Linked DNA regions of Homo sapiens: regions 1, 2 and 4 are each linked to region 3. A link is a contact called in ENCODE Hi-C or POLR2A ChIA-PET data. All regions are on one chromosome and are shown on one strand. Each heading gives the region's core, a stretch centred on a gene start or an enhancer-like site at or near the end of the contact. The rest is flanking DNA. Distances are from core to core; before and after follow the strand shown. Region 1 holds the start of MRPS33 (mitochondrial ribosomal protein S33). Region 2 holds the start of GCC1 (GRIP and coiled-coil domain containing 1). Region 3 holds the start of CHCHD3 (coiled-coil-helix-coiled-coil-helix domain containing 3). Region 4 holds the start of SND1 (staphylococcal nuclease and tudor domain containing 1).

Evidence for each region. Hi-C counts contacts between places; a loop is a spot of excess contacts on that map. ChIA-PET counts read pairs that join two places held with the same protein, here RNA polymerase II (POLR2A). Pooled maps may share reads with other maps.
Region 1: a loop to region 3 is called in a map of B cell, with 13 times the contacts of the local background. The contact joins the promoter of MRPS33 here to the promoter of CHCHD3 in region 3. A Hi-C loop is called at or near these places in 1 of 168 maps with a recorded cell type or tissue (B cell) and 6 of 50 pooled maps. POLR2A ChIA-PET finds 5 or more read pairs at or near these places in 1 of 52 experiments (T-cell).
Region 2: a map of CD8-positive, alpha-beta T cell shows a loop between it and region 3 (13-fold over the local background). The contact joins the promoter of GCC1 here to the promoter of CHCHD3 in region 3. A Hi-C loop is called at or near these places in 2 of 168 maps with a recorded cell type or tissue (CD8-positive, alpha-beta T cell and naive thymus-derived CD4-positive, alpha-beta T cell) and 5 of 50 pooled maps.
Region 4: a loop to region 3 is called in a map of B cell, with 28 times the contacts of the local background. The contact joins the promoter of SND1 here to the promoter of CHCHD3 in region 3. A Hi-C loop is called at or near these places in 3 of 168 maps with a recorded cell type or tissue (B cell, CD8-positive, alpha-beta T cell and naive thymus-derived CD4-positive, alpha-beta T cell) and 5 of 50 pooled maps.

Annotation. Positions count from the first base shown.
Region 1 is chr7:141,010,115-141,016,935 of GRCh38, forward strand. It overlaps MRPS33 (mitochondrial ribosomal protein S33), which reads right to left and starts at 4,838. Exons shown (of 3, transcript NM_053035.3): 1 at 4,797-4,838; 2 at 305-546. The coding sequence starts at 519. RefSeq lists enhancers at 3,277-3,346, 4,489-5,134, 4,597-4,646, 5,167-5,366 and a silencer at 4,711-5,019.
Region 2 is chr7:127,580,733-127,587,451 of GRCh38, forward strand. It overlaps GCC1 (GRIP and coiled-coil domain containing 1), which reads right to left and starts at 4,864. Exons shown (of 2, transcript NM_024523.6): 1 at 3,419-4,864; 2 at 1-2,577. The coding sequence starts at 4,450. The coding sequence ends at 1,282. The region is part of intron 1 of LOC105375490 (a long non-coding RNA gene); the gene reads right to left. RefSeq lists enhancers at 2,294-3,493, 3,212-4,212, 4,213-5,212, 4,933-4,982, 6,500-6,719.
Region 3 is chr7:133,078,656-133,085,152 of GRCh38, forward strand. CHCHD3 (coiled-coil-helix-coiled-coil-helix domain containing 3) reads right to left here and starts at 3,435. Exons shown (of 8, transcript NM_017812.4): 1 at 3,202-3,435. The coding sequence starts at 3,282. It also overlaps the pseudogene RNU6-92P. RefSeq lists enhancers at 3,168-3,802, 3,218-3,397, 3,608-3,717.
Region 4 is chr7:127,648,738-127,655,260 of GRCh38, forward strand. SND1 (staphylococcal nuclease and tudor domain containing 1) reads left to right here and starts at 3,457. Exons shown (of 24, transcript NM_014390.4): 1 at 3,457-3,714. The coding sequence starts at 3,637. It overlaps SND1-DT (SND1 divergent transcript), which reads right to left and starts at 3,095. Exons shown (of 2, transcript NR_186577.1): 1 at 2,936-3,095. RefSeq lists a silencer at 3,006-3,255 and enhancers at 3,053-3,671, 3,496-3,675, 5,883-5,942.

The DNA.
Region 1 (6,821 bases), core at 3,588-6,087, 7.9 Mb after region 3:
TTTAGAGTGCTCTTAGATTAACAAATGATTAAACACCTCTCTACAGCTCAGTATCTATTCAACATTAGTCATGTTGTAGACATAATTAAAATATATCTTCCAACAAGCATGAATTTCCTTTTTTTTTTTGGTCTCTCCATTATGGGTATTTTGAAAGAAGACTTTCTCCTGCCAACTGTACCTTTTGAACTACCTGGGCTCTATTATAAGAACAAAACTACAAGGATAGAAAGGCTAATTTTTTTCCTTTTCTGATCTACTGAAAAAAAGTCTCTCATAGGTCCCTCTTTGTGTTTGTCATCACCTGTAGAGTCCAAGAAATCGGAGCGTCTGCATGAGTTCAGCGTAAGTGTGGTGATTTGGATACCAATCATAAGTCTCCTTCTTCTTGGCCAAGGGCAGTTCACTAAACAGTTTCACCACTTTCATAGACTTGGAATTAGTAGGCCTGGTGACTTCACCAAATAGCCGGGCACTGAGACGAGACATGCGGAAGGCATATTCTGAAAGGGAGGACATTTCTTGAGTGGCAAGGAGTTAGAGTTCCTATTGAAAATGAGAAGAAAGTTAAACAGGTTAGGGTAAGAAATTCCAAGATTAGCTAATGAATAAGTTAGAAAATGCAAACACAGCAAGCCACTCATGGATCAGTGCAGTGTTGGCAGGATATGCCTTGGAGTGGAGAAGTATCCACAGTCCAAATGGCTATTTCCTTTCCATGCTTTACAGCTGCGATTTTTGCACTTCGTGTTTACATGCTATTACTTCCTTGCTGTATTGCCTCCTTTGCAACCAACTATTTTGTGATTCACCAGGTTATTTACTGACAGTCAGTTTACCTATTTGTAGGCTGGGGATGAAGAAGACAGGGAAACAAGTTATCCTAATCCAGCATCATTATACCTTCAGAAAACACCCACCTAAGCAATCTGCAGCATTAATATGCTGACTGCTTGCCATCAAAAGGTGTAATCATGGCAGAGACATAATTATGTTGTCTTTACTATCAGTCCTTTGAACACTGTTCTCCTCAAGGGCTCCAGAAGGCTCTGAGAGCTGCTAATGAGTTATGAGGTCATTTGGCTTCTAGGTTACTGAACTGAATTTTGCCTAGAGACTGAGAGCCATTTGGGAAAAACAGACAGTAGCCCTATAAAAATAAATCCAATAGCTCAAAAGATCCATTTTCTTACTAAATAGAAGGCACGTATGAATTGTAAGGTTACTTGCTGTATCCTCCATCTTATATATTCTGCTTTAATGCAAACTACCTAAGTTCTTATCAGCTGGAAACAGTAGCTTTTTCTTCAGAGACATACAACACTGAAATGGGTATAAGAATGATATCCGTGATATGCACGAATTACAGCTAACAGACATAAAAAACTATACAGGGGATACATAAAAATCAAGAAAGCTGCTGGTGGAATAACTATCTCAACTCAGTTTAGACCAGACGTAGGGGTTATTGTTGGCAGAATATGCCAATTTATGAGAAATTTTAGTAGTGAGATGAGAATCTTTGCTGACTCAGAGACTATCCTGGGAAACAGTTCAGCTGAGATGAAAAGGTGCTGATATTCAAGCAGGAAAAAGGCATAAACTTTGAAAAACCAATGGGAGAAATGTACCAAAAACCCTCCTACATAAAAATGGTGCCAAGTGAATTTCAAAATAGTTCTTGTAAGAAAACAAACCGTGTTTAAATTAAGGAAGTTTTAATGCCTGTTTCAAGATCCATTAACAGAGGAGGCTGGGCATGGTAGCTCATGCCTATAATCCCAGTACTTTGAGAGGCTGAGGTGGGAGGATCGCTTGAGGTCAGGACTTCAAGACCAGCCCAGGCAACATGGAGAAATCTTGTTTTTACAGAAAAAAAAACAAAAAACAAAAGAAAATAAGAAAATTAGTCTGCTATGGTAGTGCACACCTGTAGTTCCAGCTACTCGTGGAGGCTGAGGAGGGGGACATCACTTGAGCACAGGAGTTTGAGGTTACACTAAGTTATGACTGCACTACTGTACTCTATAGCCTGAGTGACAGAGCAAGATTGTGTGTCAAAAAAAAAAAAAAAAAAAAAGCAGAGGCTGATCTCAAACCACTGTCAACCTCAAAACCATTCAGAACACCAACCAAGCAATTTTGGGTCAATAGTGCCACCTGAAGGCTGGCAACGGTAGAACTGTCAGATCCAACGTCCACCCCTCCCTCCCCACCATCTGCAGATCACCTACAAGCCTGTTCTTCCTTTTCCATTCAGCATTCTCAGTTTCCTGATTCACTTCTTTGCCAACTCTGGTTGGGGGTGGGGTTGTTAGGACTAGGGTTATAGTCTCAAGGTGAAAAAAATTCATTTAGCAGTTTAATGTATAAACAAATCAGTGCCATAAACCTCTAAAAAGCCTTGCAAATGTCCAGAGTCACCTAGTTTCTTTGCATGCTTTTTCTCTTCCTTTGCCCTTTAAAGTTACCTTTTTCCAAACATTAGATTAAAAAACAATAGTTGCTTCATCAACTTTGCTTTGTTTGCTTAATTACCATTGTGGCATCAGAATATATTTCTGCTGTAATTGCACAGTATTTCCACAGTTAGTTATCTGTAAGCTGGTATGGGAACTATCAGTTTGTTACAGTGTTTTCAGGAAAATCTGTTCTGAATTCCAAGTCCCTTTATTTGTCAATGAAGAGGCAACAGGGATTCCTGAGGCCTAGGTTTGACTACTGGCTCTGTCACTTAATCCTTGGGTTATTGTGAACAGTTACTCATCTTCTCTGAGTCTCCTTTTCTGAAAACAAAGCTTGCATGACTAGTGCGAAAATGAGTAACAGTGGCACTGAGTAGTAAATGGTAACTTACAAAAAAGAACGAGCCCAGATCTGTAAGTTTGGTTTTCATATATTCTACATAGACACATTTGTTTATTCCTTGTTCTTAATCATGTTTAAGAAAAAAAAAAAAAGAGAGAGAGACAGACAGATAGATACTCCATATAGTAAAAACTTTGTGCCTCCCTGGAATGATGACCTCATTTACAAAGACTGACAGCCAGAGAAACATAGGGAGAGGACCAGCACCTTGATAACTTGACAAGATAGCCAGGAGGAGGAAGGGACTCAGTAGGACAGTAGTCACTGAAGCCATCACAGGATGCTGCTGTTATGTCCATGCCCATTTTGGAATGTGGCAAATTACTGGGATACATAACTTGTAAGTAAAAAGGTCACACTAGAATAGGCTGGAACATGGTTATATCATAAAATCCAAGTCCTAAAGTTTTATGACAGAGAAAGGGAATAAGCCTTTTCAAACCTGAATCCCTTACTAGAAACAAAGGCCCACTTGCTAAACAGGAGGAAACTGAAAGTGGTTTTAACAATTACCAATGACACTGCTTTGTTGTTTCCTTCCACAGTGCACAGACACATGTCTCTCACGAAGAATAACACGGGAGCTTTTCTTACAACGTGCATGTCAATTACATTTTGATTCACATGAAACCATTCTCGGGGAGTACAAGTCACTTTAAGTGTTACCTTTCTTTAAATGTGAACTAAAGAAAACTGTACTCTCATGAAAAAAGTTAACTGGAGCTGAAAATGCTAAGCAAAAACAAATTACTCAAATGTGCTGAGCAAAACAAATTAAGCCCACATGAGAAGAAAATTCCCATATTTTTACTTTGGCATAACAGGGCAAACTTCTTTGATCTTTTTGATAGGTCTGATGCATTTAAAAGATTATTTCAATAAGTGGCTTTGTATTAGGTTTGCCTTTTCTCTTTGAAAGGTAAAGATGAAGTGCAAGAGTTCTTAACCGGGATGTGCTTCAGCGTTTTGAAAACAGTGGAAGTGTACATCTGTATGCCGATATGTGTATGTATGTGTGTGTGTAAATTGTTCTGGGAGAGAGCTTTCTCCAGTTTCCCAAAAACCATTGGTTAGCAGAACGCACCAGCTGCAGAATAAAAAAGCTGGTTGGAATCTCGCCTCTGCCTTTTAATGGCCACGTCGTTTTTGTAATGGTGCTTATTCTCTGCCAGGTTCTCTCATCGACTACACGAGGACAGTCATACTATCTGCGATGTGAAGCTAATATGCAAAATTCACGGCACAGTGCCCACCCTAATAACCATCAGGATCCAAGGAATTCACATACAGTGTACACACGTTGTCATAGAAACAATCTAAACATAAAAACAATCTCAACAGAATGCTTAAAAACAAAAAAACCCGGTACCGATTATTTTACGGAGTCATAGAGGCATCAACGGCACTGAAAATGTATTAGCTGCATTCAGTTCATCAAGAACAATCTTCAACTCCCTCCACCTGACTCGATCATGCCTGACTGTGATGGAAACTGTAGTATTGTCAAGTCAACCGATGTTTGACTCGGGAGCGCATTTCGCAAATATTTTTCTTAAATATCACCTTACCGTATTTTTCTTAAGGTGGTTACAAAATTAATCTGCAGCCCACCACCCAAAGCTACAGTGCCGAAGGCCGTGTGATGAGCAGAGAAACTGAGCCTTCTACTGTTAACCAATATGGAAGAGAGTAATTGCGCCTGAGAGGAAATTACGGCAGCGGAAACGCGGGTATTCTACGTTTAAGAAATCCCCCAACTGAGGCAGAAAAAGGCCAAGTTATTTGTGTGATGCACGTGAACCGCCCGAGCTGGTCACTAATGAAGTGGATTCGCCCTATTCCTGGCGACTCTACAAGGTTGGAGACCCCCGTAGACTTCGCAGCCATCGCCCCTTGCTGCAGACCCCCAAAGTCACCGACAGCCTTACCTAGACCTGACCTTCCTCACCCACGCGCCCTCGTCCCGGAAGGCCCGCCCTCTACCCGGCTCCAAGCTCGCGCAGGCAACTATTACGGGGAGCAGTAGAGAAACGGAAGCTTGGCAGCTAGAGCGGAGCCCTAGTGAACGACCCGGAGTTACTGGCTCCCCCTCCTGAGGCCTCCGAGGTGTACCTGGCGCCTGCGCAGTAAGGCTAGCGCCGCCGCCTGTGCGGAGGACCCGGGGAGGTGGTGGGCTGGGGAGAGTTAGAAAGGTCTGGCTCTCCTGGAAGGGCATGCACGGTTCGGTAGTATGTTTTGGTGGGAATGGCTACAGACCTGCCTCCAAAAGCTCTGAAGCAATGGCGATGCGTGTGCCGTGTGGTCTTTCTGACCGACTTGCGGCGCCATCCCCCTCCCCTTCCATCTATCTGCTCATCTTCTAATAGTTAATTAGGATCCCTAGCTGCAAGCCTTCCTTGCTACTGGGTTAGGAGCGCTTTCCCCCATTGACCCAGGAGCTTCTTCAGGGAGTAGGGGATGGAACGTTTGTCTCCTCAGTAGTTATCTTAGACCTCGCTGGGCAGATAGTAGAAAGCATTGTGAGTATTTCACCCCATACTAAATCTGTTTTCAAGCAAGCCACATCCCATAGGCATTGTATGCAGCACTTACTCAATGTTTGATAGTTTGGGTGAGGAAACTGTACTCGTTTTCTGAGTATCGTTCAAGGCATTTTATAAATATTTCAAAATGTACCCTGGAATTAATATCGGTAGTGAGTTGCCTACCTAGTGGGTATTGTATTTACACCCTCTTTCCTCCTACAGAATTTACTTTTAAGTTAGAATTTGACGTCTAATCAATCTATGCTATAGGATTTGCTTTTATCAAGTTAAGTTTTGACATGTTATCAGCCTTATATGATATAGTAAACAGCCTTATAAAGTTGGGTCTAGTGACTACATTTAAGTTTACAAAGGGGTAATGAGTATCCTATACATGGCTACAGTCCAGAAAAGAAGTCCTAAGGAGCGAAACTCCTGGGAGAAATTTCGTCTTGTCTTTTGTACTTGTTTCTGTGGAGTTGGCTTGTTTTTATGTAATGGCCACTGAATCATATAAACAAGAAGACTTCCTTTACGTGTAAGCTGCTGGTTTAAAGCCAAATTTTAATTGGCTCGAGGCAAGAGCTATATATATGTGTGTGTATATATATATATACACACACATATATATATTTTTTGCATAAACCTTGTTGGCTTCGTTTTGTATATCCTTCCTGTTTTTTCCTTTTCACGTATGAATTATTGGTGTTATCAATGTTTTGTGAATTACTATAAGCTACCATAAATCTTTCTTGAAACATAGCTAGGTATATAGAGTTTCAGGTGACTGTTTAGGTACTTTGCACTATCACTTTTATTAAGTCAATTTCATGGGGGTTCATATTAGTTTCCTGAGGCTGCTATAATAAAATACCACAAACTTGGTGTTGTAGAGCAACTGAAATTTATTATCTTACAGTTCTAGAGGCCATAAATTCAAAATCAGCATCACTGGGCCAAAATCAAGATGTTGACAGGGCTGTGTTCCCTCCAGAGACTCTAGGGGAGAATCAGTTCTTTGACTCTTCCAGCTTCTGGTGGCTGCTGGCATTCATTGGCTTGTGGCCACATCACTTTAGACTTCAAGGCCAACATCTTCACATCTCTGCTCCCTTTTCACATTGCCTTCACTATGTGTGTCAGACTTCCCATTGCCTCCCTTTTAGGAATGTGTAATTGCATTTAAGGCCCATGGAGCTAATCCAAAATACTCTCTCAATCTGAAGATCCTTAATTTAGTCACATCTTCAAAGGCCTTTTCCCCGTATCTGGTAACATTTGCAGGTCCCAGGGATTAGACTCTGTTATCTTTGGGGAACAGTTTTAGCCTACCACAGGATTAGAAGGAGTAAGCCATTGAAATTGGCCAATCAGAGACTGTTACTTATCAATAGGAAAGTTGGAATATTAGGGATGGAAAAATGAAAT
Region 2 (6,719 bases), core at 3,614-6,113, 5.5 Mb before region 3:
ATTTAATCAAAGTTTTCTGCACCCCAAACCCTCACAAAACAGACCTCTATGATGAAATCACAGAAAGATACATATTAGTCCAGTTAGTGGCCAAACATTGGTCTTTAGAGTCCAAAGACCTCTATAACCAGTAACAGTAGTTGGGAGAAAAGAAGGAATAAAGAAACTGAGTTTTCTGAGAACCCCCTTTCCAGACTGCCTGAATAAGTTGCCTTTTCTTAAAAGAGCAGGATTAATCTACTTATGCCAAGACCCACTGGGCAGAAAGCACCCCAACCCAGGTTTAGCTGATCTTTACCACTTCCCTGTGAGAGCTACAGCAATCTTTTGGAATTTTCTGCAGCAAATTTTCCCCTTTTGCTGTCCCTACAAAGGCAGAAAAGCTAGGGGCCAATCTCTGAGCTAATTCCTTGAATCCAGGCAGGATGAGCATTCACCATTTGGACCCCTCTCTGTAAGAAGCTAGGACTTTATTTCTTAATGAAAGTTCAACACTGAGGAAAAGATAGCAAAGTCGTTGACTCACAATCTCAGGCCAACCTCAGGCAGATAGGTTAAGGCAAGGATAGGCAAGAAAGGTCTATTTTAACCCTATCCAGGCAAAAAGCAGGTTACTTTGGAAATCCCTAAGATCAAGCTGGTGCTCAGGGCCCTCTCTAGGATGGTCATAAGCGGTGTGATTGCATAGGTCATCCCCAGGCACTAATTAGACTAAGCTTCCCAGTTCCTTCCAGAATAAACTCACTATTCCTTAGCCCTTGGGACTAGTGGATGATATGTCACTATTTCAAACTTCCTGGTCCCTTTCCAGCCTGGTTTTATGTCCCCAGAGAATTGGGGTAGCAATGGACCAGACTCAGACTGTGATGAGAGGGAGAAAATAGCTAGGTTTTGTGCATTTCAGAGATTAACTGAACTCCCTTTGGAGTCACATTTACTCCTAGCTTTGTGCCAGGAGCATATTATTAAAACAAAACATCTTATTTTAAAACAGCCTTACCACTGTTCCAACTTCTGCACTTCTCAGTCCTAACCTCATCTTCTCCTCACATGCACACCATCAGAAGATACTGCCCCAGGACTTTCAGTATCTCTAGGGCCTAAGGATAAAGCAGCATTAATGGCATTTGGCAGAAAATCCCTTCCCACATTGAAGACTCCTCCCAGCTCAACACAGTGAAGAAATAAATGACAATGTAAGAGAAGAGGCAGCAGAAACCAGAGCCTGCCCTTTCCCACATAAAAGAGGCACAGAAATTCCAGGAATTCATGAAAATGGCATCATCTCTTGCCAGAAGGCCACCAGCTGGCACTGGTTGGGAGTCGCATTATCACTTGTTTCTCCTCTGGACTGAAGTGCAAGATAGTCAGTATGGCTGTGAGAGTCTGCTGGCGGCCCAGGGAGTCAGGTAAGGTCAGGAAGCGGTAGATGATGTTTTTGAGGTACTCCAGATTGGCTCCCTCCCTGCTCTGGTCCCTGATGTTCTTTTCGATGTGGCTCTGCAGGGCTGCAACCTCCTCACGATGCCGTTCGCCCTCCTCCAGCAGCCGATCCTGCAGCTGATGCACCTCGACCTCCAGCCTGTGCTTCTGCTTCCTCAGTGATGTGATCTCCACCTCCTTGCGGGCCAGTTGCTCAGCGTACAGAAAGAAAGTGGGCTCATTGGCCGCTGCAAGTTGTAATGCTTGGGTCAGGCTATCAGAGGATGATGTGTCAGCTGGGTCCCCAGGACCGCCACCACCCACAGGACTTCTGCGTCCTGGCAGCCCAGAGGCCAAGGCCACAGAACGCAGTTGCTCCAGTTCCAAGTCCTTCTCGGTGAGCACAGCTAGGGCACGATCCCGCTGCTTGTGCAGCTCCTCCTCCAGTTTCAGTGTGCGGTCCCTGAAGTCCAGCTGGCACCGCTCCAGCTCCTGCCGGTGGAGCTGCTGCAGCCGGGCCAGCTCCTGCTTCCAGTCATCAGCCTCCTGCTGGTGTTGGTGCTCCAGCTCCTCGCAGGAGAGCCGCAGGGAAATATACTTCTCCTTCAGCTCTGCAAGCTGTTCCTGGGCTGCCTCCAGCTCCTTTCCCAGGTTACCATCTTTGGTATTCTTGCTTTTGAGGACAACCTGGGCTCTCATCTTGTACCTCTCAAACTCTTCCTTCAGCTGTTTCAGCTCCTGTTGGTAATAGAGTGCAGTAGCCTTCTCCCCATCAGCAGCCTCCGAGCTGGGCATTATCTCCAGGTCACAGAGCTTCTCCACATCCAGGGTCACCTGGCTTTTCCTGGCCGCAACCTGCAGCAGCCTCTTCAGCTTCTCCATCTTATCTTTCAGGACATTGACATCCAGACTGGACTCCTCTCCATGGCTGTCTAAAGGGGACCTGCTGGAGGCTGCTAGAGCCAGTGTCTTGTTCTCCAGGTCCAGCTGCAGAATGCGCTCCTTCAGCTTCTGAATGGCCAGCTGGTCCTTCTGCTTGGCTTTCTCGTAGGTGCCTAGCAGCTCAGACACCTCGGATATTTGATTCTCCAGGGCTGCCACCCTCTGTTCTTCTACCTGAGATTGCTGACGGAGTTGATCCTCTGCAAGAGCTGTCTGCAAAACAAGGGAACAGACAAAAATGCATCCACAAAAGCCCCACAGCAAACTCTGAGAAAGCAGGAGAGGGGAGCAAAAGGGTCACAGGTTTGGGATGGCCTGGCAAGAATGCTAACTAGGGATTTTTCGGTTGATTCAGGAGCTAACAAAAGTTCCTATTACCTGCTTGGATTCTGCAAGACACATATTATACTGAACAATATGAAGCACCTTGGTACATCTGCTATTGTTCTGCTTTCCACCTAACCACATATAATGTGTGTTACTGTTGTTTCTCAGGTGCTTCCTCAAATCCTATTAAGAAATCATACAGCATTCTTTTCCTTATCCAATATTCCTGGAAGTTCAAAACTGCGCTGGATCTCCCTCTCCACATTGAAAGGAGGCACCCTTTCAATACCTGTTCTGGAAAATAGCACTTCTCCAGAACAGGCACATCTTGAGTAAAGGCAATGACAAGAGGTTACTTCTGAGAAAATCCCCTTTGCCTTCGGCCACTCTTCCTAGAGGCACATACCAACAGAAGACACGCTACCTTTTACTATACAGCTGCCACTATACTGCTTCATAGAGCACAGCTGGTAAGATGCCAATGCCCAGAAGTGCAGAGCTGTCTGGCTTCAACCCAGCCTACACTGAGAAGCTCCACATCCTCCTGGAAGCACATATGTCAACACCGCATAGAACAGGACTTCCCAGGTTCACTAGTGGAACTTCTCAGGTGGCATCAAAAATGACAGTATAGACACTTAGCTCTAACTAGCAAAGGAGGAAAAAAACCCTAATATTTCTCACTTCAGGTCAATGGCTGATGTTTGAAAGAGATATGGATAATTACCTTTCTCATTTCCTGCTGTAACTGAGCCTGGAAATGGCTCTTAAGGCGGGCAGCCTCTTCCTGAAGTTCTTGCAGCCGGGGATCTGGCTGATTCTTCTCATCTCGAATGGCCTGCAGTTCACTTTTCAGCTCCTCCACCTCACGGGTCAGCTGCTTGGTCTGCAGTTCAAATCCTTCCATCTGTTCAGCTGCATATGCTCGTCCTGCCAAGGCTTCTCGGGTCTCTTCTAACCTAAGCTCCAAGTCCTGGCGCTGGGTCCTCTCCTCCTGCAGCAGCTTCTGGAGCTCACGCAGCATCAAGGCATGGTCACTCTGCTCTTGGGCCCGATCATGCTGCTGCGTGATAAGCCGGGCTTTGGTTTCTGCTATTTGCTCCTGCAGCCCCTTCAATTCTCCCTCCAGGCGGGCCCTCTCCTCCTCCGCCTTGTTACTGGCATCCTCTAAGTCCTGTTTCATCTTTTTCTTGTCAGCCAAGTAAGAAGCCTCCATGCGGGACTTCTCCTGAGTGACTGTAGCCAAAGAACTGGTCAAAGTAGCCAACTGAGTCTTCAGCTGGTGCAGTCTTTTGTCCACCTCCCCACCTGCAAATGGCCCATCCCCACTGCTACTGCTAACGCCACTCTCGGACCAACTGGCCTCTTCGGACTTTGGAGGTGGTGGTCCACGGGCCGGTCTGTCATCTTCTACCCCAAACTCACCCTTGGTGCTGGTGAGACTGGCCGCAGTATCCAAGCTAGTGGCGGTCCCAGTGCTATCCTCGCTGTGAGTGGAGCACCGGTCATCCACAGAGTCAGGAAAGGTGAGGCCTGGAAGCTGGACACCTGCGAGGCCCACATCTGCCTCGTGGGATACCGACAGCACCTTGATGCTGGCCTCTAATGCCTCTTTCTCCTTCAGCAGGCTTTTATAGGCACGGACCACATCCTTGAGCCGTGCCTGGTACTGGAGAAGCTGCTTCTTCTGGGTCTCTATAGTCTCCAGCAAGTCCTTCTTGCTCGGGCCGCCCCCGAAATTCATCCCAAACTTCTCCATGGAGGGTCTGAACGGATTGCCCCACGTCAGCTTTCCAGCAGAACGGGAGAGGGCCGTGAAGACGCAGGCGGGGGCTTAAAGAAACAGCGAGCGGGCTGTCCGGCGGCGGGCCGCACACCTACTCCACCTAGTTATCCCGGACCTAATGCGGAACGGCCGGACGGACTGGCGAAAGCGGCCGCCCGGTCCCAGGCCCGGAGGGCTGGGGCGGATTCTACCCCGGAGGCGGGGCGACACTGGCACCAGAGGTGCGCACTGCCAGGGCTCGTTAGCGCTGGCCCAGAAGCCGCTCCGCACTCTCCGCTCGTCTGGGCCACAGCAGCCCGGGCCGGCCCCCTCGGCCCACGTCGGCCAGAGGGTTACGCTGAGCTCGGTCCCATCACGACATCCTAACTAAAGCTGCCTGCCGACAACGGCGCTTCCGTGTCCGCTGGAAGTGACGTCAGCGAGGCGCCGCAGGCTCCGCCCCCAGTGGGCCCAAGGTAGGCGGGGCCAAGTCGGCCGGTGGGTGGGCGCGGCCTGTTGAGAACGCAGTGGGGCCGCGAGCGGCAAAAAACAGGCTTGGGAAAGGCGAAGCCAGCAAAGTCGAAGACACCAGAGTGGCACCGGTTTTGTGAGAGCGCCCAAGCTTGACCTCGGGCTACGCTCAGCGAGCGACAGAGCAACGTCGCACTGCATTCTTACCAAACACCCAGGTGAACGACGCATCCAACGATTTGGGAGCTCAGGACCCATGGTCCCTAAAAGGCAACAATTAAGACTCCCATTTAGACCACGAAAACTGCAGTCCTCTATAGCACAGTGCTTGGTACCTAGTAGGCATACAGCCTAATAGTACCCTTCCTTAGTTCTGCTGAGTTGATTCCACAAATATTTACGGAGGGCACTCTATAGCCATGTCTATCCTGAGTGCCAGCTATATACCAGGAGCTCACAAGAGTTTTGCTATTTAGTCTTTACAGTAATTCTTGTAAGCACTATACTCATTAGCACTATTTTACAGATATGAAAACATGAGGCAGAAAGGTTATACGTAACATGCCCAAGGTCACACAGCTAGTAAGTTTAGGAGTTCTAATCAGTCTGATTCTCAACGTATCACGTGCTGTGCCAGATGGTAACACCATTAAGAGACACGACCTTGCCCTCAGGGAGCTCGCAATCTAGTGAGGAACCAGACATACAAATATGTCCTGCTATCACACCAGTATGTCTGGGTATATTCAAAGTGGTATGAAAGTTAAGAGGAAAGAGGCCTGTCTAGGTGAGGCATGGAAGGCTCTTGGGAATAATACTTTGGGATTTGAAGGATGAGTCGTGATTGTCCACCTAACCAGAGATCAGGGAAACTAGCATTCCAGGCAGGTGGAAAAAAATGCAAAGACCTGTAGGGTATCGGAGTTTGACTCACCCAGAAAGCATTCAGTAGCTTAGGGTATGTGAAGGAGGTGACAACAGAGGGGCTGGCACAATAGGTAGGGACCCAACTTATGGCATTTAAATTTTATCTTGGGTTATAGTAAGGCCCTAATGGATTTTAATCTGAAAAGTGGGATGTCATCAAGACTTGTATGACATGTTGGAGGGAACAAGGGGCAGGAAACCTGTGAGGAGACTTTCAGTCATGGGGAACAGAAGGTAGTGACAACAGAGATGGAAGCAAAGAGGCTGATAAAAGAGCTAAATGTAGAATTGACCTAACTTGGTGAACACTAGTTCTGTTATTATATTGGAACTCTCTAAAATGTACTCTTCAGCCTCGTAAAAGCCTTCTTAGGGATGCAAGTCTATGACTGAAGAGAAAAGGAAAGTCATTCACTCACTCATACCTGTTTCCCAAAGTCTGTCCTTGTTACAGACTTTGCAGATCAGGATGGGGCAGGCCCTGGAGGTCTGTTCAGACCCCGTTTCTCAGTGGCCCAAATAACATCAAGCTGTATTATACATAACATTCAGTCACATTATCAAATCATTTTAAGATTCACCATAACCCCTTAAGTTAGAACAAGTCTCATTTTATAGATGATGAAATAACGGAAGAGTTATGAGGAGTGCTGAAGCCAAATCCTCAAGAAATGGCAGAATTAAGATTTGAACTAAAGCCTGAAATCACGTGCTGGCAAGTGGTGGGTGCTCAGTAAATATCTGCTGAAAAAGCAAATGAATGAGTGAAGGTTTTTTTATTCCCAGCTCAGTTTACCTCGAGTCCATAAACAATTGATCCTAGAAGCCCACTGGGAATCCAGAGTAGACATAACACCTACCCTCG
Region 3 (6,497 bases), core at 2,185-4,684:
CTTGTCACTTCCACACCACTGTCAAAAAATCCTAAGTCGAACCATCCTAACAGGAGACCGTCTGTACTATCTTTAACAGTGTAACAGAACACAGAATTAGCTTTCCAGCAGTGACTGCCTCTGTTGAATTAGTAAGCTTGGTAAACTTTCATTTCTTACAACCAATGACATAAATGCTAGACAACTGGTCAAAGTTGGAACGTTTTCTTCAGCCAAGCTGAACTAACCTAACTGCAGTTCAAAACTGAAGTTTGGTGCCTCATCGGCACCATGTTCTAACAAACTAAGCTAAAAACAATGGCTTATGGACATACTGAGAATGCGGTTTCTTATCCTTCCCCATGTCTCAGAAGGGAACAAAGTGACTATTTAAAGCCAAGAAAAATATAAAGAAATAAAAACCATCTACAACAGACCTAGACAAAAAAACACCCTCAATTAGGGCAGAATGTAAGACTCCCATTTCCCAGTCCATACCCTTTTAGGTACACCTGTTGGGGCACAACATGCTCTTATTTTTATTAAAATTTGAAGTTCACTTAAGTTCACATATCCATTCTTTTGAACAGCTCTAATAACAGCTATTATTCACAAGTGCAAACACTGTCAAAGTACAAGACACTGTGCTAGATATACATTATGTCAAATTCTCAAAGTAGGCTTTGTCCAGAAATACTAAATACGGAAACACAATGAAAAGTGACTTGTCCAGAGCGACACCGCTAGTGAGAGGCAGAGATAGAATCCAACCCAGGTCTGCTTGGTTCCAAGGCACATGCTCTTTCCACTACACAGCACAGCACTTTCAAAGAATCTTAAAACTTTGCATGTGAAAGGAACCCTATCATAATAATGGCTGCCTTTTTAATGAAAATCTACAATGTGCCAGGTGCTTTACATACCTTACCTCATCTTCTTACAATAACCAATCAAGGGAAGTGATGGTATTACCGTTTATGGATAAGGAAATAAAAGAAGTCAATTGTCAAAGGCCACAGGCTAATAAATAACTAACCTGCGATTTAAACTGATGTCTGCTTAATTCAAGCCAAGAAAAATACTAAGATCAACTGAAAAACATCTACAAAAGACCCAGACAAAAATCACACAGGCAATCAGGTTAAGTAATAAATATCTAACCTGAGATTTAAACTGAGGTCTGTTTAATTTCAAGTTGATACTCTTTTGATCATGAGCTCAAAGAAATCAGAATGACCTCTGTGTACTCAATACTTCAATGGATGTCACTTCTAGAGGAAACTGCAATGGGCTAAGTATGGCTACAAGAAACTTACAGTGCCACCAGACTCACAGGATTTCAGGACTGGAAAATATTAGAGATCTGAGGGATGTACTCAGTTGCATTATTTTGCAGATGGGAAAACTGAAGCTCAGAGAGATTGCAAAACATTCATGTAAAAGGAGGATTTGAAGCAATGGAGACCAGCGCAAGGGCATTCCAGGTGAAGGGTATATTCTGAAGAAAAGCATAGAGGTAAAAATGATCATGCTTGAACTGTTAGCAATACAGGTAAAATGTACTATATAAGAAAGGAAAAAAATGAGGAATGCTGTCAAGTTATATGACCAAAGGACATTTCTTTTTAAAAAACAAAAATCTTAAAAAGGTTTTTTAGACAATTTTTCCATTTTAATAGAATACCTATCCCTGCTGTCACAGTTATTCCATCCAACCTTATCTAATACTTGATATGAATCTCTGTGCTGTGGCCACATTCTCTTTCGATTTTGTTTGCTGTTAGCACTGTGTCTGTACTAAAGCACGAGAATATGGATTTATACATTTTTTTCTAACCAATGTCTTCTCACTCAAAACTTATTTTGCTTTGTCTTTTAATTATTTTTCACTCTGAGTTGCGTACTGAAAGCCTAATGGCAAGAGTCTTAAAATCTCTGCATAAAACTTAAAGTTTACAGTAATTTTTTACTCCAAAGAGTACTAACTGAAACACAATAACTCAAAGAATACAGCCTCAGATATTTTATTACAAAATGTAGTACTACCATTAATTAGCATGATATAAAGAAATACTGGTCACAGACCAAAAACTGAGTTCGACAGTCTGAGTTTCTATGAAGAAAAGTTTAATAAATTATTCTCAAGGTAACAGTTTCAGAAGAAAAAGTTTTTAAACATTTTAAATATTTAAGAAGTTTTATTTCCTGGTAACAACTGTTAAAAATAATTTACAAATGTAATTTATTTACGCTGGTTGATAACAGAAAAAAATATATAAATTATTATAAAACTTTCTGAAGTCAAAATTGCTTTATTTACTAGGTTCAGGCATCATACGTCCAAAAATGTGAGGCTCCAAATTCAGGCGCAGCGGAGAGTGTGTTAATGAAGTTAGTGCTGGTATACTGACACCCTAGAGAAAAACCAGGTTTTCAGTTTATGTATCAGGTGCATGCAAAGGGCATTAAAAAAAAAGTGCTCTACAACGTTGGTCAGAAATGACTACATTACTTCTACTGGTATGAAAAACTGCAAACCCATCTCAGCCCCTATCAGACTGGCAGACACTAGTCCTGAAGCAACTGGGCCTAATCCAAAACTTCGGCGCAGCAGGTCACAGAGGAGGCGCCTGGGAAAGAGGAGATATCAAGTGAAAGTGAAGCAGGGAGAAGCCAGAAGCCGCCCCAGGCAGGTCAGAAAAGACTGTGGGGCTGGGAGGGAGGATGACAGGGTGTGGGGAGTGGGTGGGAGGAGGGGGTGTTATCAGAGGGAGAGCACTAAATGACACAAAGCAAAGGCAATCCTTAAAATGCCAATTCACCCTGGGAGACAGGGTGTGCACAGTGGAAAAGCAGGGTTTGGGTCCTGAACCCAGGAAAACCATTTCACAGACAAGTACACCGAGGTATGGGTTTCAAATACGGTCCTGCAACAAGGGAGCAGTACAGTTACGAGTAGACTGTGAGCCCTTGCAGGGTATAATTCAACCTGGCATTCCCCGCCCGCCCCAGCAGTGCCTAGCACTTGGCACAACCAGGAACTATCTCTGAATGAATGTCCCACGTCTTGAAACTCTAGGCTTCTTCCCAGACACCTGGGCTTCTGGCCTTAATACGCTAGGGTCCAGGACGGGAGAAACCCAGGCTGAGCGGGTCCGGAGAAGATGGGGCCTTGGGGTCCGAGTCCAACCACTGGCCCTCCGCCCGTCCACGGGCACTCACCCGGATGCCCTTCACCACGGTGATGTTCTCATTCTCGTCCGCCTCGAAGGTGACCCGGCGGGTGCTGGTGGTCCCACCCATGATTCCGGTTCCTGCCCCAGCGGAGACCTAGCGGGGAACCACGAGCACTTCGGGGCCCCCGCACCCACACGCGCGTGGAAGGGCCTGGATTCTTTTCCCGCACAGCGGGAGCAAGGCCACGACCCCCAGAAGCAAGGAGAAGGCGCCGGTCCTGAGCTCCCGCCTCCTCCGGTCACGCGCCACAACAAAAACGCCTCAGGTTGGTCGGCGATGCGAACTGCCCGCCTCTGTTCGGCGAGGGCGCCCGGATTGGTTCACCCGACCCGGATGCTATGGCAACAGGTGGTGTTTGATAGCTTTCCGCGGAGTCCCTGGGTGTAGTGGGAACTGTGGTCTCGATCTGGCGCGGTGGGTGATGGGACATTCTCTCCCCGCGCCTGAGCGCGCTAAGGGAGCACGGCATTCTGGGAGTTGTGGTTTTGACTCCCCAGAGACGCCTAACTGGGCAACTTTTTGAAGACATAATTCTAGAAATTTAGGCCACTAAGTTCAGAGACACAATCTTTCTCTCAAAGGGACTCACAGTTTAATGAAAAAGATGCATGATACTAATGAAGCCATTCCTAGTGTTCTATACACAAATTCCTGGCTCAAAACTTAGCGTTTCATTACAGTCGTAGGGTAGCTTAATGAAGACTACTTCTGAGAAATGCCTCGTTAGGTGACCCTGTGATATCTGTGGTTGTGCAAACATCATAGAGTGTACTTACACAAACCCAGATGGTGTAGCCTACTACACACCTGGGCTACTTGGTGTAACCTATTGCTCCCAGGCTGCAAAGATGTACAGCATGTCACTGTACTAAATACTGTAGGCAATTGTAACACAGTGGTATTTGTGTGTACAAATATATGTAAACATAGAAAAGCTACAGCAAAAACAGTGTAAAAGTGATTGCTTTGGCAACACATCTAGGACAATTTGAACAATACAGAGATTAGCACAGCCCCTGAGCAAGGTTGACACATGAATTTCTGAAGCATTCCATTAAAAAAAAAATCAAAGATAAAAAATGGTATGCTTCTATAGGGCACTTACCATGAATGGAGCTTACAGGACTGGAAGTTGCCCTGAGTGAGTCAGTGAGTGAGTGGGGAGTTGAATGTGAAGGCCTGGGACGCAACTATGCAGTACTGTACCTTTTATCAACACTGTGCACTTAGGCAACACTAAATTTATTTTCATATATTTTCATTCTTCAAGAATAAATTGACCTTAGCTTACTGTAACTTTTTAAACTTATAAACTTCTTTTTTTGTGACTTTTTGACTCTTTAATAACACTTAGCTTAAAACACAAACACACTATATAGCTGTACAAAAATATTTCTTTCTTTATATACTTAGTCTATAAGCTTTTTCTATTTTTGAAATTATTTACTTTTTACTTTTTAAACATTTTTGTTAAAAATTAAGACAAACACACACACATTAGCCTAGACCTACACGGGGTCAGGATCATCAATATCACTGTCTTCCACCTTCACATCTTGTCCCACTGAAAGGTCTTCAGAGGCAATAACACGTATGGAGCTATCTCCTATGATAACAGCACCTTCTGTAACACCTCCTGAAGGACCTGCCTGAGGCTGTTTTACAGTTAACTTTTTTATATAGGTAGAAAGAATGCACTTTAACCTAAAGATAAAAAGCATAGTATAGTAAATACTAGGAGACAGGAATTTTCCAGCTCCATTATAATCTTATGATTCCACTGCCAGAAATGAGGTTCTTCTTTGACTGAAACACTGTTATGCAGTACATGAATGGTGGCATTTTAGTAGTAGCCATAAAATAAAAAAATAAAAAACGTAAACGTGTGTTTGGTCCATGTCTCTTGTCTCATGAACTAGTATCTGTATTTTTTTCTTTTTGTAAAGTAAAATTTTAAGTACTATGGTTTTCAAACCTGTCTATGAGAAAATACATTTCTTCATAGAATAAATTATTTGCACCAAGTATGTAGAGAATTTACTTTCCACTTTTGTGTCTCCTTCTACTACTAGTTCAGTTACATAAGTTAGGCCATAATAGGGTTAGGCAGAGAAAAGTTAAGTGATTGCCAAAGATGGCATAAATTAGTGGAGGAATTAAAACTACATCAGAAAAGTTGAGATGATCTATTGTGGAAAGTTCCTATTAATAGTTCAACATTTCACCTCTACGAGACCAGTACATAGTTATTAGGTTATTCATCTACATATTTCTTTTTTGCTAAACACACTGTTACACATAAGTTTAGCCATATGACCTTAGTTTTACAGAGGCAGATGATTCTCAATAGAAATTAGGTTAATGATGGTACTATTCTTCAATTAATCCCTCTCAACATTAAAAGCAGCAGGCCACAACACACCATGGCATTCTCTTATGCCAAAGGCATCTACAATGCAGTCGCATTTTTGAGCTTCAATTATGTGCTGATCTATTACTGTATGAATCCAATTATGTGCTGATCTATTACTGTATGTATCTTTTATTTTTCTGAGACAGAGTCTCGCTCTGTCGCCAGGCTGGAGTTCAGTGGCGCAATCTTGGCTCACTGCAACCTCCGCCTCCCAGGTTCAAGCAATTCTCCTGCCTCAGCCTCCGGAGTAGCTGGGACTACAGGTGCGTGTCACCACACCCAGCTAATTTTTTTGTATTTTTAGTAGAGATGGGGTTTCACCATGTTGGCCAGGATGGTCTCCATCTCCTGACCTCATGATCCTCCCACCTCAGCCTCCCAAAGTGCTGGGATTATAGGCGTGAGCCACCGCTCCCAACCTTACTGTATGAATCTTTAGAGCAGAAACTATGTCTTTTTAATCTCTATATCCCTGGTCAGTAGCAGAGTGTTGATTACATCTCATCATTATATTCTTTTAAAATTGTACTATGTTACTTTGCAGTTATGAGACTACGTGCTACTTTGTACTTGTTCTCAAGTTTCCTTCTTTTTTCTTTTTTTTTTTTTGAGAGAGAGAGGGTCTTGCTTTGTTGCCTAGGCTAGAATGCAGTGGCCCAATCACGACTCACTGCAGCCCCAACCTCCCAGGTTCAAGCAATCCCTCCCAGTTCAGCCTCCCCAGTAGCTGTGACTACAGGTGTGTGCCACCACACCTAGCTGTGGTCTCACTATGCTGCCCAGGCTGGTCTCAAACTCCTGAGCTCAAGCAACCTTTCTGCCTTAGCCTCCCAAAGTGCTGGGATTACAGGCATGAGCCACCATGCCC
Region 4 (6,523 bases), core at 2,207-4,706, 5.4 Mb before region 3:
GTGCTAATGAGGCTGGTCTGAAGGTAGTGTTATATCAACTGATTGTTCGCTGCCAGTTATAGATTGAACTCCTTGTTCTACTCTTTTTTAAGATTAAAAAAAATTTTTTAATGCTAATGAGGAGAACCTAGGATAAACTGAGAAGCTGTAAAAACCGGAGAGGGAATGATTGGAAATGTGGAGGGGGCAGATCAAGAACTAAGACGAAGAGTTTAGCCTGAAGAGTAGGAGGGAGATTTTCTTTGTAATGTGAGACAAGGTAGCAAATGTAAGAAGCCATGTTTCCTCATTTCTGCTTCTCAGCAGAATTTCACAAAGCCCCTGACTGTGACAATGACACACCGCTACCCTGAAAGATGCTCTGAAGAAAAAACAGGATAAAGCACACGGCCCCCAGTGTCTCTTGCCTGAGTCAATGTAGTCCATAAAAGATAAATGACCTTAGTCCTTGCCTTTCCCTGCACATAAGATAACATCTGACAGAGTTAGTGGTTCTGCTTCTAACATGTATAACCAAATGTACTTTAGAGATCTATAACCAGATGTACTCTTAACACCCAAGCTTTGATGTGATTTTGCATGTACTGAACCTCCACCTCCTATATATAAGCAATGGGCTGAAACACTGTGCAGGAGCAGTCTGACAACCGCTCCTGGGCTATATGTAGTCCTTGGGCCTCAGTAAGACTTCTGGATAAAACTAACTTTAATTCTTTAAAAGCTTGATTTTTTTTTCTTTAGTTGACAGTAACAAGGGATAAGAGAGGAATGAGAAGGAAGATAAGATTTTAGATTCAGTGGTGGGAAATTGAAGGAGTTCTTGATGATTTTTTCTCCCAAGTAGGAGGCCTTATCACTTTCAGAGTGTGGGAAACAGTGGAGTCAGTTAAAACAAACTCAATAGAGTTCAAGGCTGAACTGACTGAATAAAGAGAAGAAATTCCAGGCACCGTGTGAGGGCCCATTAATTAATTCACTGTGGCACCAACCTGCAGAATTGAGTGTTTTCTCCAGGTAAGTGGTAGGTTTGAAGAAAGTAGAGAGCTATAGAGGGCCTAGAGTTGAGGTTTTGACAGGTGGGCCCAGTGAAAGACAATGGGAATTACAGATGAAGATATTGGTAGGAAAGGGGCTAAAATGATGGACAGTGCATGGAGTCTAGCCAAGGATCCAGGAGAAGGCAGAGGGGAGCTGGTAAAGCAAGGGTAGTGAGTTCAGGGACTTTAAATTCTAGTTAACGCTTGTCCTCTGTTGTCTCTCACTTGCTCTGATGGAAACCAGCTGTTATGTTGTGAGTTGCCCTATGGAGAGACCCATGTAGAAGGAAACTGAACCACTGAAAAACTGAGGCTCTTAGTCCAACATCTTGAGGAACTGAATTCTGTCAGCAACTATGAGTGAGCTTGGGAAGCAATCTACCTTCAGTCAGAGGAGGACCTTCAGATGAGACCACAGTCCCCTTCCCAACTCCCCTTGACACCTTGACTGCAGCTTTATAAGAGAAGACCTGGAGGAAAAGGCAGGCACCCACCCCAGATTCCTTACCCACAAAAACTGTGAGATAAATGCTTATTGTTTTCTTTAGTATTTAAGTTTTGGGGCAAATTGTTATGTAACTAATACAAGATATAAGATAATTAACTGAATGAGAAGGGAGAGAGGACAGCAGTTATGATCAAAGACAAAGTGTTTGAGTTTACAATCGTACCTATGAAGTTATGGTGTTTTATCTGTCTGGAGAACGTCCTAAATTGGTGCAGAGGTCAAGTTTACTGAAGATGAGATCAAGGAGCAAAGAGGTCAGGGTATGGGATAAGTCATGCTCGTAGATATTGAAGTATTTCAGGATTATTGGCTGAAGACCGTGCACCAAGTGTTAACAATTTCAATGAATGACACGGTAGAAATAGGGGTACGGTAGATAAAAAGCCACGAGATAGAGAGGGGTATAATCTGATGGAACCAACTTCCACAGAGGTTTTTTTTTTTTTTTTTTTTTTTTTTGGAAAAGGGTGGCAAATTAGGGATCTAAGAAGGTGACCTCAAAACTTAACCCTGGGATATGTTTAGTGTGGGAGAATAAACTTACAATCTTTTAAGAGAGCAAGGGGCCATGCACTGTGGTTAATGCATGTAATACCAGCACTTTAGGAGGCCGAGGTAGGAGTATAGCTTGAGCCCAGGAGACCAGCCTGGGCAACATAGTGAAATCTCAGCTCTACAAAAAAAAAATTAGCTGGGCGTGGTAGCGCGGACCCGTGGTACCAGCTCCAGCTACACCGGAGACTGAGGCAGGAGGATCGCTTGAGCCTGGGAGTGTCAAGGCTGCAGTGAGCCGTGATCGTGCCCCCGCACTCCAGCCTGAGCGACAGAGCGAGACTTTGTCTCAAAAAAGCCACAAAACCAAAGAAACAAAAAGAACTGCAAGGGAAGTACTGTCTTCAGTGTAGAGCCAAGTTTTACGATTAAATGACATAACACATGCAAGGTCCTTGGTTCCACATAGTGGGCACTCAACGAATATTAGTTCTCGCTAAACAGTCACTTAAATATTTGTAGGCCTTGGCTTTCCCGTTCCTTCCCCGACCTTTTTACTGGGGCTAGGGAAGGTATCCGGTGGCTGGAGGCGCTTCACACTGGGTCGGGTGAGAGCGTGAAGCGAGCCTTTTCCCTAACGTCACGGGAGCAGCTGGGAAGAGACCGAAGAACGAGGGTCACTCTCCCCTGTATACGTGGCATGTCCTTCCTCTGAGACATTTATTCCTCCCACCAACAAACATTAATGGAACGCCTCACAAGTGCTAGACCCCAGCGACACAAACAAGGGCGAGGCACACTCTCTGACTACAAAAAGGGCGCGCGGCCGCGTGGCAGGTCAAAGCCCACATCGGTAGGAGGTTCCACAAAGCTCTGATTTTCCAAGTTCTCTCCATACTTTTAGCCAAGGTAAAATGTCGGAAGTCGAGTGGAGCGGGTACGGAGATTCCTCCAGGACTCTGCCTGCGTGGCTCCACCCTCCCAGGCCGCATTCCCGGGTACAGCGGCGCCCACCTAGGTGGGTATACAAGTGTGCGCCCCTGAGGCCAGCGGGGAAGGACGTCATGGGCGAGGTCAGGCGGGAGGGCGCGGCTGGCTCCGCCCCTGGGGCTCCCATGGCCCCCCGCGCCCCGCGGCCAGATGCTGACGTGTCCTTTCCTTCCCACTACACCTCCCGACATTACCTACTCCGGCTGCCCCGGAAGTCCCGCCCCATATTTAGCCCATCCTTGCAAATCAACTCTTTCAGCGCTTCCTGGAACTCACCACCGTTTTGGGGACCAAGAGGCGGGGCTCCGCGAGCAGGGTGCCTATTGGCCTGAGGGCCGGCGGGCTCTGGGCGCTAATTGGGCGGAGGGCGGTGGCGCTCTGGCACGCTTGCGCGGCGAGTAGAACGTGTGGCGGCGGCGGAGATCGCGTCTCTTTCGCTCCGTGTCCCGCTGCTGCTCCTGTGAGCGCCCGGCGAGTCCGTCCCGTCCACCGTCCGCAGCTGGTAGCCAGCCTGCCCCTCGCCTCGACTCCCTTTCACCAACACCGACACCCACATTGACACCTCCAGTCCGGCCAGCCGCTCCACTCGTTGCCTTTGCATCTCCACACATGGCGTCCTCCGCGCAGAGCGGCGGCTCCTCCGGGGGACCCGCGGTCCCCACCGTGCAGCGGGGCATCATCAAGATGGTGAGAACGGGCCCCGGACACCGACCCCTCTGCCTGCCTTCGGGCGGGAGTCAGGCATTGACTCCACCTTCCGCCAGCCTGCTCCATGTCCCAGATCCCCTTTCCTCTGCCCCCTTCCTCACTTTTCGTCGATTCTCCGAATCCTCTCACTAGACGGAAGCAGACACGGAGTCCCCTTGTTCCTTGCCTCCCGGACACCTTGACATCAGGGGTCACAGTGATTTCCGAGGTTGCGGCATTCGGATCTCCTGTCTGTTTACCAGGACAGATCGATTACTGATTGATTAACAGAGACAATTCGTTGATATCTGTCCTCCCATCCCCCGTCTTTCTGTTCATTTTGACATATGCTGAGTAGTTAGTAGTTTTTCGAGATCCTGACATCGGCTCTTCTCTACTAGTACTTGGCCATCATGAAACTTTTCTGTTCCCACAAACGCTGTTACTTGACTCCCAAGTTTTCTCACTCTGTGGCCCTCTTTTCCTCTCTTTCCCTCCACCTCTTGTGTCGACCTGAAAGCTCCTGATCTTTGTGTACTTTTGACTTCTAAAAGGTTAGGCCGGCAAGAATCTTAGTAATCATCATTGTTCTCCCGTCCCTTAAAGATAAGGAGATAGGCTTGAAGAAGGCAAGTGACTTGCTTAAGGTCACATGGTGGTTTGGGTTGGAGCCATAGCAAGAGCCCAAGTGTTCGGATTCCTGGTCTAGTGCTCATAGCACTATAGATTCTGCCTGATTTTATATACCCTCAACTTTTTGAAAATTCTTCAATTTTGAATTTGAACCTGCAAAGTTTATTTTTACAATTTACTCCTAGCTCCATGATAATTTGATAATATAAATTCAGTTTATCACTTGCCCCCAGTTGTCCTCCCCAAAACCCTTCCAAATCTTGGAACCTGACATTTCTTGGTTTTACCAATTTTCTGGTTTATGATGACTGTAAACTTCTAGATGTCGTTTCATACTGCAGTTCTGACATTTGTATCTGCAACAGCAAATATCTTTTGTGATACTTTCTCCCAAGGCTCCACAAGTTTTGCTGTTGTAGAAAGTTTTGAAAAATTCTATTTTAGGCCTGGTGCGGTGGCTCATGGTGGTAATCCCAGCACTTAGGAGGCCGAGGTGGGAGGATTGCTTGAGGCCAGGAGTTGGAGATCAGCCTGGGCAACATAGCAAGACCCAGTTTAAAAAAAATTCTATTTTATTACCCTGTTATCTTTCACAAGATTAAAATGTTCTGCAGCTTATGTGTGTGTAAAGCTGATTTTAAGATCCCCTCGCCCAATTCCCATGTGCTCATTTCTTAAGGTAATAGTCTGCCACCAGCCAAGATTCTTGGGATTTTCAGTACTGCCTTTTCCTTTTGTTTATGTGTAATGGAGGGTCAGAACTGATCTGAAACTGAATGAGAAGAGAATTTCCAAGATCCGCATATATTTTTCCTCTGAAATACTGACCTGACCCATGAAAGGATTATCCTAAAGTGGCTCTTCTTTCGTTAGCTTTTTCATTTGCACTGATCTTCTCTTCACCATAGGAACAAAAACATCTCTTGGCTCTCCGGTGTTGGGTTTGGCAGTAAGAAAGAGTGGATCTTTCTGAGATTTCTCCTTGCTGAGGTTTAAATTGTTCTTAAAGGTCTCTCTCATTTGTGGAATGGGAATAGAATGAGGCTGAACATAGTTTTGTTTCCGCCAATGCTGGAGGCTTTTAGGGCATCTGGATTCTGTGCGGTGACTGCCCACAAATTACCCCCATGGATACTGAATATCACCAATTACTTGTTTATTGTCATGTCTTGTGCTGACTATTCTGCTCATATTGTCTCATTTGTAATACCTAACAAGTAGATAACGATTATCAGCCACATTTTATAGATGTGTAATTTGAGGTTTAGAAAGAATAGTTAACCCAAGGACAGGTACCTTATATTGGTAATAAGAGGCAGAGCTGAGACTTGAACCCAGGCCTGTCTGCCACGGCACATGCTCTTCAATATCATGCATGATGTCTCTGACTTCATGACTCCAGGGTATTAATTTATAACATGGAGGGTGGGGCCAGTGATGCATAACCACAAATTGCAGGAAAGTGAAGCTGTCTATAATTGAGAAAAGATTAGATGTTACTCCTTGTCTTGTCTGGGAGCTGCTATTATGGTAAATGACTTCATTTGGTGCTTATGGTCTTCACATAGGAGTATGGTGTGGAAGATGATTGAGTCTGGGTAGTGGCATATACAATTCAGTGATTTGAGCCATCTGTACTGAGTATAGATTGCACTGCCTTCTCTGACCACACTACAGGGGTTGGGTGAGTTACAGGCAGGGATTAGGGGAGGAAAGCTGAGTGAACTGCAGAGTGACAGGCAGATTTGTGCCAGGTTTAGAAGCCTTGTCTGGAATGAAAAATTGACCACTGGCAAATTGCTGTGTGTGAAGCTCTTCTGCTAAGCAAAGTTGTATTTTCCTGTAGAGTAATAGTTTCCATTGGTACTAGGAACTGCTTTGCAAGAACTCTACAAAGGAAGATGGAGCTCTGTGACAGATGAAAGTGAGAAAGAAATAGTTTGATGAATAGGAAAACAGGAGACACTACTTTTCTGCCTTTTGGGAGAGAGGTAGAAATTGGAACACTGACCTACGCTTTTCATTGTTAACTCTTTGGATTTATCTGGACTCAGGCTGAGCTGAAGGTCTGAAATCGTCTAGGGTTGAAGTTTGCTGCTGTAAAGAGGAATAGTCCTTCCTCTTTTTTGGCAAAAGAAAGTGTTGCAGGGCCGTGAAAGACACAAGTTTCTTCTGG